2 separate regions of the Homo sapiens genome follow, and region 1 is linked to region 2. A link is a contact called in ENCODE Hi-C or POLR2A ChIA-PET data. All regions are on one chromosome and are shown on one strand. Each heading gives the region's core, a stretch centred on a gene start or an enhancer-like site at or near the end of the contact. The rest is flanking DNA. Distances are from core to core; before and after follow the strand shown. Region 1 overlaps LOC102723838 (a long non-coding RNA gene). Region 2 has its middle 36 kb from the start of CFAP300.

Evidence for each region. A loop is a pair of places that touch in the nucleus more often than their neighbours do. ChIA-PET counts read pairs that join two places held with the same protein, here RNA polymerase II (POLR2A). Pooled maps may share reads with other maps.
Region 1: a loop to region 2 is called in a map of mammary epithelial cell, with 4 times the contacts of the local background. The contact joins two enhancer-like sites. A Hi-C loop is called at or near these places in 2 of 168 maps with a recorded cell type or tissue (HCT116 and mammary epithelial cell) and 4 of 50 pooled maps. POLR2A ChIA-PET finds 5 or more read pairs at or near these places in 1 of 52 experiments (WTC11).

Annotation. Positions count from the first base shown.
Region 1 is chr11:102,490,902-102,497,065 of GRCh38, forward strand. It overlaps LOC102723838 (a long non-coding RNA gene), which reads left to right. Exons shown (of 3, transcript NR_135076.1): 2 at 2,879-2,963. Among named protein-coding and RNA genes, the nearest start is that of MMP7, 37 kb to the right of the region's middle. Within about 2 kb of position 4,017, at least 2 of the 41 ENCODE cell types and tissues checked have a DNase peak (open chromatin) inside an H3K27ac peak, as active enhancers do.
Region 2 is chr11:102,008,147-102,014,704 of GRCh38, forward strand. No RefSeq gene overlaps it. Among named protein-coding and RNA genes, the nearest start is that of CFAP300, 36 kb to the right of the region's middle. RefSeq lists enhancers at 1,865-2,491, 2,777-3,976. Within about 2 kb of position 3,110, at least 6 of the 41 ENCODE cell types and tissues checked have a DNase peak (open chromatin) inside an H3K27ac peak, as active enhancers do.

The DNA.
Region 1 (6,164 bases), core at 2,767-5,266, 480 kb after region 2:
AATGTTCTGCCTCACACTGGAGGCTCAGGCCAATGTAATAACATGACATAGAACACTAAGAAATATAACGATTGGATTGGAGGAAATAAAATTGTCATTTCCAAGTGTTATGACTGCTATGACTATTTACATAGAAAATTAAAGTAAATCAATAAACTCTTAGAAGTAATAAGAAGCTTGGGGATTGCAAGATCAATATACAAAAGTCAGCAACATTTTTCAGTACTAGAAATAATAAAATTAAAAAGATAATAGAAAAGAAGATACTGTCTAAAACAATCCCAAATCCCGGTAAAATATCAAGACTTAATAGACAAAAACTCACAAGACTACCACAGAAGAACATTTTGAAACTCTACCAAAGGGCAAAAAGAAACCTGAATTAATAATCAGAAAAATCATCTTCATGAATGAGGCAGCAGTATTTAAGGATAACCATTTTCCCTCAATTTAGGACAATTCCAAGCAAAATTATAGCTACTTTAGGGAGAATGTGCCTTCTCATATTTTGAACGAACCCTCCATTGAGTAAGTCTTGATAGAGGGCAGAGCCCTGCCTCTCTCTGTGGAAGTAGGAGAAGAATCAGAACCTTCTTTCTCTCTGGAGACTAGGATATGAGTATGTAATCCTAACTTGGACATAACATTCTCCTTTCTGGAACTCTGAAGCTTGTGTGAGTGGTAGGGTGATGCAGGGACGGTTTGCAAGAACATTCTCTGTGGCAGCATCCTGGTGGTGTCCTAACCAGGCTCTCTGCAGCAGTGTAGCCTTCTCTGTTGTCAAGCCTCCCATGGTTCCTGCCCATTTTCTGAGCCTGTTTCTCTAATCTTCTTTCTGATTTTTGAGCTCTCTGATATCTTTCCCAATAAAATTCATTTCTGTATTAATTTGGAATCAGTTTCTGTTCCTTACAATCAATAACTTGGAACTGGGAATGTTTACAAAATGATTCTGAAATTCATGTAAAAGTATACATGTCCATGAGTAAATTAAGACCAGGGATTGGTCAACTTTTTCTACAAAAGACTGGATATTAAACATTTTAATCTTTGGTGGCTGGATGCAACTACCCAATTTGGCTGTTGCAGTGTTCAAAAGAAGCAAATTAGAGTAGTGGTGTTTTAATAAAACTTACTAAAATAGTTAGTGAATAGGGTTGGGCCCATGAACCCTAATTCCCTAACCCCTGCCTAAGACAATCAGAAAAAAAAAAAAAAGAAAAAGAGGGGACAGCCCCTTTCCACCAGATATTTAAACATATTACTCAGCCGTAGTAGGTAAACCAATGTGGTACTGGTACAGGAACATACGAATAGACCAGAATAGAACCCAGAAACAGGCACATGAGAATTTGGTCTATTTTGGAGAAAAAATTAGTTTTTATGGAAAAATAAAAATTAGATTCCTACCTAAGGGAGAGATGTAAAAATAAGTAAGGACTTAAATATGAAAGATTGTAACTGCTAGAAAAAAATATATAGGTCGGGCATGGTAGCCCATGCTTGTAATCCTAGCACTTTGGGAGGCTAGGTGAGAGGATTGCTTGAGCTCAGGAGTTCAAGACCAACCTGGGCAACATAATAAGACCCCGTCTCTACAGAAAATACAAAAATTCGTTGGGTGTTGTGGCATGTGTCTGTGGTCCCAGCTACTCAGGAGGCTGAGGTGGGAAGATCACTTGAGCCTGGGAAGTTGAGGCAACAGTGAGGCTGCACTGCACTCCAGACTGGGTGACAGAGCAAGACCCTGTCTCAACAACTAAAAATAAAACATAGAATATCTTTAGGATTTTGGAGTAGAGAAGAATTATGATCATCAGGCCAGTATTAAAATATTTTGCATTTTCTGAGGACACATCAGAGAAAGTGATTGGGTTATGAGGACAAATTTGCCTAGAGCTCAATTCTGTGTTGTTATTTCAGGTAAGCATAGTCTTTCTTCAAAGAACCAAGGACTAGCCGAGTGTGGTTTCGTCTCTACTAAAAAAAGAACCAAGGACTGGTTATTTGTTGGTGGCTGAATGATTGGTTTGTGAAAAGACAGGAAACCCAGGCTGAATAGGGAATGGTGGTCTGGTCTTTGTGTTGACAACAATTAATAGGAAAACCCCAAGAGGCAGAATTTGGAGCCAAAAGGCAGTACGGGGCCCTGATGGATGATTCTATATGAAAATAGATTGTCCCTGAACATGGCTATCAGGGACAATCACGAGGCAAATGACTAAGTCCAGACACAAAGTCAGATATCCAGTAATTGTTGTTTGTTTTTGTTTTCTATATGTATATGTCCTTAAGATTATCTTATCGGAGAGGCAATTATTATTATTATTTTATTTTTTCGGGACAGAATCTGGCTCTGTTGCCCAGGCTGGAGTGCAGTGGCACGATCTTGGCTCACTGCAACCTCCACCTCCTGGGTTCAAGCAATTCTCCTGCCTCAGCCTCCCGAGTAGCTGGGATTAGAGTCACCTGCCACCACCTAATTTTTTAGGCTAATTTATTTTAGTATTTTTTTTCTTTTTTAATAAAGATGGGGCTTCACCATGTTGGTAAGGCTGGTCTCGAACTCCTGACCTCAGGTGATCCACCCACCTCGGCTTCCCAAAGTGTTGGGATTACAGGCGTGAGCCACTGCGCCTGGGGAGGCAATTAAAAAGACTTTGGAAACATACAAATATAGCTTCAAATGCAAGTGCTGTCACATCCCAGCCGTGAGAATTTCCTAATTTATGAAATGAATAAAATAATACCTACTTTTCAGGGTTGCTGTAGTGATCAGAATGTAGGTATGTAGGGTGGATTAGGGATGGCTGCACATTCTTTGTTATGTACTCACATTGAGAAATGGAGTTTAATAATTAAGTGCCTTATTCAACAGGTATTTAACGGGTGCTTACTCTGTGTCATGTGCCCTTCTTGCTGCTGAACAAAGTGGATAAATTCCTTGCCTGAAAGTAATTAAGGTAATACCTTTTAATCATTGTTGGTGATGTAATGGTTATTAAGATAACCAGAATATCGGGGTTTACCTAAAAAGACCTAATTGTCTGATATGGACACGTAAGAAATGAAGTTCAAAGGAAATCTGTCCTAAGTAAATTATAATTAACATCTAAGTATTAATCGTTAACAAGCTGAATAGACACCATATAGCTATTTCAAATTTAAATTAGCCTCTATCTTACCTATTATTTTTAATTTCTACCACTACCTTCTGGAAGCTGTGTAAATGAAAATCCTAACTGAGTAAGTTAACACAAATAAATACCACTTATCCATTCATTCATTCAACCGATCATTCAACAAATATTTTATTTTATTTATTTATTTTTTGAGGCAGAGTCTCACTCTGTCGCCGGTGTGCATCACCACACCCAGTTAATTTTTTGTATTTTTAGTAGAGATGGGGTTTCGCTATGTTGGCCAGGCTGGTCTCAAACTCCCGGTTTTAAGTGATCCACCCACCTTGACCAAAGTGCTGGAATTACAGGCGTGAGTCACAGCGCCTGGCTTCAACAAATATTTGTTGGACAACTTTTATGTGCTAAACTGTGCTAACCATTGTTTCTCTGAATGATTCAGACATAGACTCTGCTTTTTCTGCCAAGAACTCCACTTTTCATATCAAAATTATGGTAGAGGAGGAAAAACTTGAAAAAAAAGTGCTAGGTTAATCATATCTTTTATAACTGAATGATTTCTTAGATTAAGATATTTTAATCTATTTACTTTGAGGTAGATTGATCCCTGAATGACATAGTCTAGTTACTGATAACTAAAAAAGTACAATTAGGTGTTAAGTTTGAATAGAATTTCAATCCATTATTTAGGGTTCCTAAATTTTTCTATATACTGTAGTTGCTTGGTTTTATTCAGGGCTAGGGAAATTTGCTAATTTGAGAGGCAAGACAAAAAAGCCTGTCAAATGCATTTGTATTATGCCAAAGTAGTTCTCAAGGTATCTTTCAAGTGAATGTTTAGCACATATGCGTGCACACAAAACAAACTTGATGTTCACCATTATCAACGACTAGGATGGCAAATCCACTCTTGCTTTGTAACCAAGGAAAGTCACTGCTGCATGGTCGTAACGTGCTTAGTCTTTATGAAGATGCCTCAGCAAAAGATGACAGGGATATAAGACTGAGTTATTCCTTTGAAGTTTAACTCATTATCCTTTGGTAATCATAACTCCATGTTTTTTACCTCCCCAGTTAAAGTTCCAAAAGGCAACAGTAGGTCACAGCAGCCCCTTAGTCGGAGGTTAGGCTCAGGTGCAATTTACTCTCCTCTGTATGCTTGCTAGTAACCAAAGGAGTAACAGTTTCGCACACCAAAAATGATCAGAGTCAGTGGCCAGGGTTTACGTTTCATGACAGCCTTCTATACTTGTAGGAAATACAGACTTTACCGTTAAAGAAACTAATGTGGTCACCAGGGTCATGGTCTTTAGATTCACGTCATCTGGAGTGTAAAGCACTAGATCTGAATTCCCTTTTTGTTGATTGGGGCATTGACAATTGAACTGTAATGACAAAAGAGGGTATAAACTAGAACGTATGTTTGCTGATCCATACAGCATTTTTGTGGTAGCAAGTATTCTTTTGGTTAGAATTAATACATCTCTTCTGGTTTGAATGATAGTCTCCTGAAGTTGATGAAACTTAGTGGTTTCATAAGAGAAAGGGTGCCCTCATGTGGCGATTTAGAAACATAACAGCAAATTCTTTGGCATTCCCGGCTTCAAGGAGGAGGTGTATATTGCCTCATTTTAACTCTGGTTGTGTTTCTGATTACTTTTATCAGAAGAGTATGGCAGAAGTGAGGTTATATGACTTCTATGGCTAGATCTTAAAAGTCATACAGCCTCCATGGTGGAGAAGATGCCATGAGCAGGCAGTATGGTTGACAGTCCCAGCTGAGCCCAGATTTCCAATTATCTCCAGCAACGCAGCAGACGTGTGATTGAAGCCATCCCAGCCCCTCCCAACCAGCCCATCGGCCCCACAGAACAAAAGGATCACCTAGGGCAGCCTTGCCTGAACTCCTGGCCTACCAAATCATGAGACATAATAAAATGATTGTTGTTTTGAGCTACGGTTTAGGGTTCTTTTTATGCAATGTTCGATAACTGGACACTCCTTCTGTTAATTCAAGTTCTCTAAAAGCTGATACCAAGAGGATCGGATTCGACATAAAAGAGGTTTTTGGGGAAACACCTGTGAAGGATAACGGGTGAAGGAGTGGACTAGGTAGGGAGAGCTTTCAGACTCTGATGCAGGTCTGGAATCTGAAGGAAGAAAGATTAGGCAAGAAGAGTCTTAGGCTATCTCACAAGAAAATAAAGTATTTCCAGGCTGTGGTGGTGGGGGGGGAGGTCCTCAAGCCTGTTAGAAAGATTCTGCTTATCCCAAACACTTTATGTCAAACTGGAGTTTTGGACCTGTGTGCGGCATGCTAGAATTGATAGAATGTAGCTTAGAAACTCACGAAAACAACTTACAGAATCCCACGCCGGGCGCGGTGGCTCACGCCTGTAATCCCAGCACTTTGGGAAGCTGAGGTGGGCGTATCACCTGAGGTTGGGAGTTTCAGACCAGCCTGACTAACACGGAGAAACCCCGCCTCTACTAAAAATACAAAATTAGCTGGGTGTGGTGGCACGTGCCTGTAATCCCAGCTTACTCCGGAGGCTGAAGCAGGAGAATAGCTTGAACCCGGGAGGCAGAGGTTGCAGTGAGCTGAGATCGCGCCATTGCACTCCAGCCTGGGCAACAAGAGTGAAACTCCGTCTCAAAAAACAAACAAACAAACAAACAAACAAACAAAAAATCAACTTATAGAATCCCAGTGTTAGGACTTTCTCCCTCTCACATTGTATATCATCTATTATAACTCTGAAAATGTATTATAGTTTTTTTTTTTTTTTGAGACGGAGTCTTGTTCTGTCACCCAGGCTGGAGTGCAGTGGTGGTGCAATCTCGGCTCACTACAACTTCCGCCTCCTGGGTTCAAGCAATTCTCCTGCCTCAGCCTCCCAAGTATCTGTGATTACAGGTGTGCCCCACCACGCCTGGCTAATTTTTGTATTTTTAGTAGAGTTGGGGTTTTGCCATGTTGGCCAGGCTGGTCTCGAACTCCTGACCGCAAATGATTCACCCGCC
Region 2 (6,558 bases), core at 1,860-4,359:
TATTTTATTTTAAAAAAATGTTGGTTACAAGGAATAATATATCTTCACCCACTAATAGCTTGCCATCCAGTTTGACAACGAGTGTTCTCTGAGAACACTTGGTTTAATATATTAACTATGTCATATAGACTATGGTTTATGATTTAATTTATTCTGAAAGTAGATATGATTTAACGTTTTCTGAAATAGTAGGCTGCTTAAGTTTAACAATACAGATAATATAAATAATACAAATAAAATTCCCCATACACTAATACTAATCATACCTACCAAATATATTATCTTTTCTATTAGTAACTTACATACATTTCACATGTATTACCTCAAAAAAGTCTCTACTACAAATCTGTGTTTACTTTCATTCTTCAGAGTTGCAGACTGAATTTCCTCAGTCATAACAAGACTTACAATAAAGTTATGAAATATAGCTTATTGCTATAATAGGAAAAATAAGAAAACATTCTATAAGGTGATAAACAGGGAAACTGTTAAATTATGGTACATTTATATGATGACTATTACACAGCCATTAAAATTATATTTTCAAAGAATATTTAATGAATTAAAGAAATAACAATGATTCGTTGCTAAGTGGAAAGAGAGGGACCTGGAGCTATACTTAGAGTGTCTCAACCATGGGAGGAAATAAACACATCAAGAAAGAAAAGCCAGGAAATTAATGCAATCAAATATCAGGAGTGGTTTCTCTGCAATCAGATTCCAGGTGATTTTCATTTTTTCTTAATACTTTTTTTTTATATTTTTCACACTATCTACATTGTGCATGTGTAACTTCAGAGAAGTCCAAAAAAATTAAAAGCAAATGAAATTGTCTCCTTTGATAAAAGTGTACACATGAAAGAGAAAGAATGCCCCTCAAAGTCTGCCTTTCCAGATGTCCTGTGTAGCTGAATTACAGACCCTGTAACAGATTTTCTATACTGGAGGATGAGTTTGCTTGTCACAAAAGCATCTTCCAGGGTATTCCTTATCTACAAATATTCGTAAAAGGAGGCCTGGACCTTCAGAATCAGAAGATGAGTAGGTATAATTTTGTGTTATCTCCTGTATATAAGTATCAGTCAAAACAAACTCTCCAAGAACTTTATCTTGGAAAGGTTACATCAGTCTGAGTTTTGTTCCATTGGATGGCCCTTTTTTTTTTTAATTTTTTTAAAGAGATGGGGTCTTGCCATGTTGCCCAGGCTAGTCTCAAACTCCTGGGCTCAAGCAATCTTCCTGCCATCCAGGCCAGGCACAGTGGCACTTTTGACTGCAAAGTATGAAAGCACTAAGAGTATTGCTCTACAGAATGGTAAATATGATATGCAATTTTAAATTAATTTATATTAAAAGGTTGCCAAAGTTATCAATGTTGCTTATATTTCCTAAAATGGATTATGACCTAAACAATATTTATGAACACCTAAAACTCATTAAAAATCTCTTTTCCATTTTTAATATTTTATCCTCATATTTTATTGTATATGCAGTCGTTGTCATAATGCCTTTCTTCCAGAGATTTTTTACAATGCCTTTTTTTAAAGATTAAGTAGAAAACTTTCCAAGAATTTCAAATAATTTTAAAGAAAGAAATTTATACATCAGCCACTCCATCTAACTCTTCATATTAAAGATGAAATCCAAGTACTTTTTAAATGACATTAGTTAAAGCTTCCAATGTCCACGGAAATAAAACTAGTATTTTGCCTTTTTGGTTTCTCCAGCCCAGCAAAGAAAGAATGAAAAAAATATTTGCAGAAAGTGAGAACTTTGTAAGTTACTGCATTGATCAGAAATCAATTCAAAGCTATGTAATACGTATTCACTCAATACAACTTTACTGAGTACCTCTTAAATCATCTCTATGCTTGGGACCAGGGACTCCAATAGAGATCAAATACAATCCCACTAATCAAAACATTTAGCCTATGAGATCTTAAAGACCGGCAAACAGGCAATTACAGCAAAGTGTGAGTGAACACAGATTATAATGAGATTGCCTAGAAGGGCCATCTAATCCAGGACTTGGGCTGTGAAGGCAGGCTTTCTGGAAAATGTGACTACCAAAGTGAGGGCTGAAGGATGGGTTAGACAAGCAAGGATGGAAGAGGATGTAATTTCAGGCATTAGAAACAGCATGTGTCAAACTCAGCCTGCTTTGCCCATACTTCATAAATCTCCAAATCAAACAGGGCTTTCAGGCAAGAGAGCAATTGGAAGCATTATTATACCTCTGCTCTTTCCTGAAGCCCTACTTAAATCACAAGGATTAAAAAGGACAGATAGCAGCCAGGCACGGTGGGTCATGCCTGTAATCTCAGCACTTTGGGAGGCTGAGGCAGACGGATCACCTGAAGTCAGGAGTTTGAGACCAGCCTGGCCAACCTAGTGAAACCCCGTCTCTACTGAAAATACAAAAAAATTATCCAGGCGTGGTGTCAGGCACCTGTAATCCCAGCTACTCGGGAGGCTGAGGCAGGAGATTCGGTTGGACCCGGAAGGCAGAGGTTGCAGTGAGCCGAGATCGCGCCACTGCACGACAGCCTGGGCGACAGAGTGAGACTCTGTCTCAAAAAAACAGAGAAAGAGATACCCTAGATGTCTCAATTGTTGTAAGTAATAATAAAATAAAAGGAGGGAGTACAAGACAAAGAGAAAACAAGGGAAGACAGCGCCAAAACTTGGAAGGTTAGAAAGCAGGTGATGAAGTGGTAACTGATTTAGATAATCAAAGAAAGCTAAAACCTATGCTGGCAGTAGGGGAAGCCTAAAGCAAGCCAGTCTTTCCTGCAAAACCAGAAAGGCCCAGGTTTGAAAGTCATCCGGTAGTTCTGCAAACTGGGGGTAAAGGTAAGACTGAAACAGTAATGATTAGTTGGAAGTCTGTTAGACAAACAGTTAAACCCCAGATCCAAATGTCATGCAAGACAGCTGGACCACTCTCCTTCTTTTGCCAAAGCAGGAACATTTAACTTTAAAACTATGAATAAACGAGAATTTCTTTAACCCATTAGAAGGCATTTAGTGGTTGCTGAGGGCTTGCTGCTGAGATAGTCCCGTCAGGACCTGAGGAGTCTTTCCCCAGCTGACAGGAATGTCGGCGGCTGACAGCTCTCAGCTGAGTCACTCTCCAGGCATTTCCCGCAGGCCAAGAGACTCCTCACACGGGGCCACACCCAGTCCCTGAGGGCCGCCCTTATCCAATGCCTGGTTGATGTGGGGCATGAAGTCCTGGCCCCTTTGCCTCAAGGTAGGTCCGTTTTGAAAGGCACGACTGCACACCAGCAAGAAACGACCAAAAAAAAAAATTTGTAACTTTTTAAAAGATACCATTTACAAAAATAACCAAATTTAAAATGCCAACTCTGAATCTTTAAAAAGATATGCAAGCCTTTTCTGGAAAAAAGATTAAAATATTGAAAGACATTTTAAAAGATTTAAATAAATGGATGTATATACCATATCCTTGGATTTGAAAACTCAATATCATGTCAGTTCCTCCCATTGATATTAAACATTCAATGCAATTCCAACTAAAACACTCAAGGCCTGTTTGTGGAATTTGACAAGATGATCTAAAAATTTATGTGAAAGAGGAAAGAACAAGAATAGCCCAGATACACCTGTGTCCGAAGACTAACGTGGAGGTACTTGCCCTATCAAATAACAAGACTTTTTGTTTTTCTCTCCTTTTTTTGACACAGAATCTTGCTCTGTCACCCACGCTGGAGTGCAGTGGCACTATCTCAGCTCACTGCAACCTCCACCTCCCGGGTTCGAGTGATTTTCCTGCCTCAGCCACCCAAGTAGCTGGGATTATAGGCATGCACCACCACGCCAGGCTAATTTTTGTATTTTTAGTGGAAACAGCATTTTGCCATGTTGGCCAGGCTGGTCTCAAACTTCTGGCCTCAAGTGATCCATCAACCTCAGCCTCCCAAAGTGTTGGGATTACAGGCGTGAGCCATGGCACCCAGCAAAAGCTCTTATAATTAAGATAATGTGGTACTGGCACAAGATACATATAAAAATCAATAAAGTACATATTAAAAATCAAAATACATATAAAAATAAATAAAAACTCTTGCAAATAAACCTGATTTACAGCAAAGCAGGCGTTGTATCAAGCTACAATAGCTATGGTAGTTATGAACACGCACCGCTCAGATTTCCTTTCAAGAGATAACCTGCGCAAAAGAGACTGTTGGCTGACAGCCCCTACCTGCTGTACCTCCTGCATCCACCATGGTGTTCACATCAATGCCTTTCTCCCCGCAGACTGTTCCCAGTGACTGAACATTGTGGAAGACTGTGGAAAATTGTGGGTGTCCCAGAAACAGACAATTCTTAACCAGTGAGGGACTTCTCTGGTGGATAGTCTTTACATATGGGTGCCTCAATAGGCCTGGGCAAGACTTCCTTTTTCAGAGCTACTTCTTCCTTCCCATGCTCTTTTCACATGTGTCAGACACACATCATAACATCATAACCTTTATCCTTCACAGGTGTTTCTTCCCAATAAATCTCATACACCTCTAATTCCATCTTGAGATCTGCTTTTCAGAGGAACTTAACTGACATAGTTGGTACCAGGAACAGTCCAAGAAAGCAGGCTAAAAGGTGGAGATTGGGGATGGAATCACTGAATGGCAAGGAAAACCCCATGCTGAGTGGAGAGTGGGTCACAGATTGTCCCTGGCTCAAGGTAGTGGCTCGACTGCCACTATTTCACAGGTGATGACCTGGGGAAACATTCCCTGAGAAAAACAGGCTTGCCAATTCAAGAATCCAGGCATTTAAAAGATGCAGTGGGACTAACACCTGCAAAGACAGTAGCTAGTTATTACTAAGTTGAATTGAAAACCTTCAGAGTGATGAGAAACTGAGAGCAGTTAACAACTAAAGGTTAAGTATGAGAGCCAGGATGCACTTGCGGTGGTATTGCTTACAAAGAGATCCTTATCACCCTGCAGTGGAAGAGAGCTCAGCTGCGGGGCAATCATAGGACTTAGAATAAGGAGCTGCAGAGGCATTTATCAGGCAAGGCAGATCTGTCACAAAAAGACCAGAGCCCTGAAACATCTGGGTGGGTAGCCCCAAGAATTCCTGGTCACTGGATTCCCAAATCGGTGCCTATCTCTCCTACCATTAGGAGACTGCAGGAACCAACAAGATCTCAGTGATGCTGCTGCCTCTTCCTGCAGATCCTTCTTGCAGATCCTTCAGACCTAGAACTTCCCCAGCTGTATTGGGCTGGGATTTAACACTAGTTATCTGCTTGTCAGCAGACGGAGGGTAACTGTGAGGGGTTTCTGGCTGCCTTGTGGTGGAAAGGCCTCAGTAGGGTCTTCTCAGGTGGAGTAAATGCTAGCTCTTAACAAGGAGTAGTGAGAGAGGGGCACTGATATCACGAAGAACTTCAGTGGTGGCTCTGCTCTGTAGGCCAGGACTGAAGGTATGAGAGGAGATCAAGCCTCCTCTATTACAGAGCTGGGCTCCTTAATTGTAGCGAGCATGATGAGCCCCCAGAGTAAGAGAGACCAGGTAACTGCCAGAAGCCAGGGGCCACAGTTACTCTAAAAACCAGCAAGGTTAAAGAAGCAGCAGAGGGGGCTTGGTTGTCAGGCAGTTGTAGAAATGATGAATATAATTTGGAGTTTCTAGGGTCCAAACAAGTTGGCACCCTACAAGGGTACTACTTAACATCTACAATCAAAACAAGTAAAGAATGGAGGAGTAGGTAGCTTAGGACAGTGGTCCCAATAAAAATTATAATATCTTGCTCAGTTTCCAGACCTGAGCCTTTTTATTTAAGACAGAGTCTTGCTCTGTCGCCCAGGCTGGAGTGCAGTGGCACGATCTCGGCTCACCACAACCTCCACCTCCTGGGTTCAAGTGATTCTCCTGCCTCAGCCTCCTAAGTACCTGGGATTACGGGCACATGCCACCATGCCCGGCTACTTTTTTATATTTTTGATAGACACAAGGTTTCACCATGTTGGCCAGGCTGGTATCAAACTCCTGACCTCAAGTGATTCGCCCACCTCGGCCTCCCAAAGTGCTGGGATTACAGGCATGAGCCACCGCACCCGGCCTGAGCCAATTTTTTTTTTTTTTTTTTGAGACGGAGTCTCACTCTGTCGCCCAGGCTGGAGTGCAGTGGGCGCCATCTCAGCTCACTGCAAGCTCCGCCTCCCGGGTTCACGCCATTCTCTCGCCTCAGCGCCCCCGGAGTAGCTGGGACTACAGGCGCCCGCCACAGCGCCCGGCTAATTTTTTGTATTTTTAGTAGAGACGGGGTTTCACCGTGTTAGCCAGGATGGTCTCGATCTCCTGACCTCGTGATCCACCCGCCTCGGCCTCCTAAAGTGCTGGGATTACAGGCGTGAGCCACTGCGCCCGGCCCCTATTTTTAAACTGAAACCCATTAAATGATAAGATGGCCGGGTCTCCAGGAAGAAGGACCCTGCAATTCCCCCAAGAAATATATACTGCAAAGATTCCCTCAGTCGTTGTCTTAAGGGACCTATGGTCATTTCTGTGGGAATACACTGA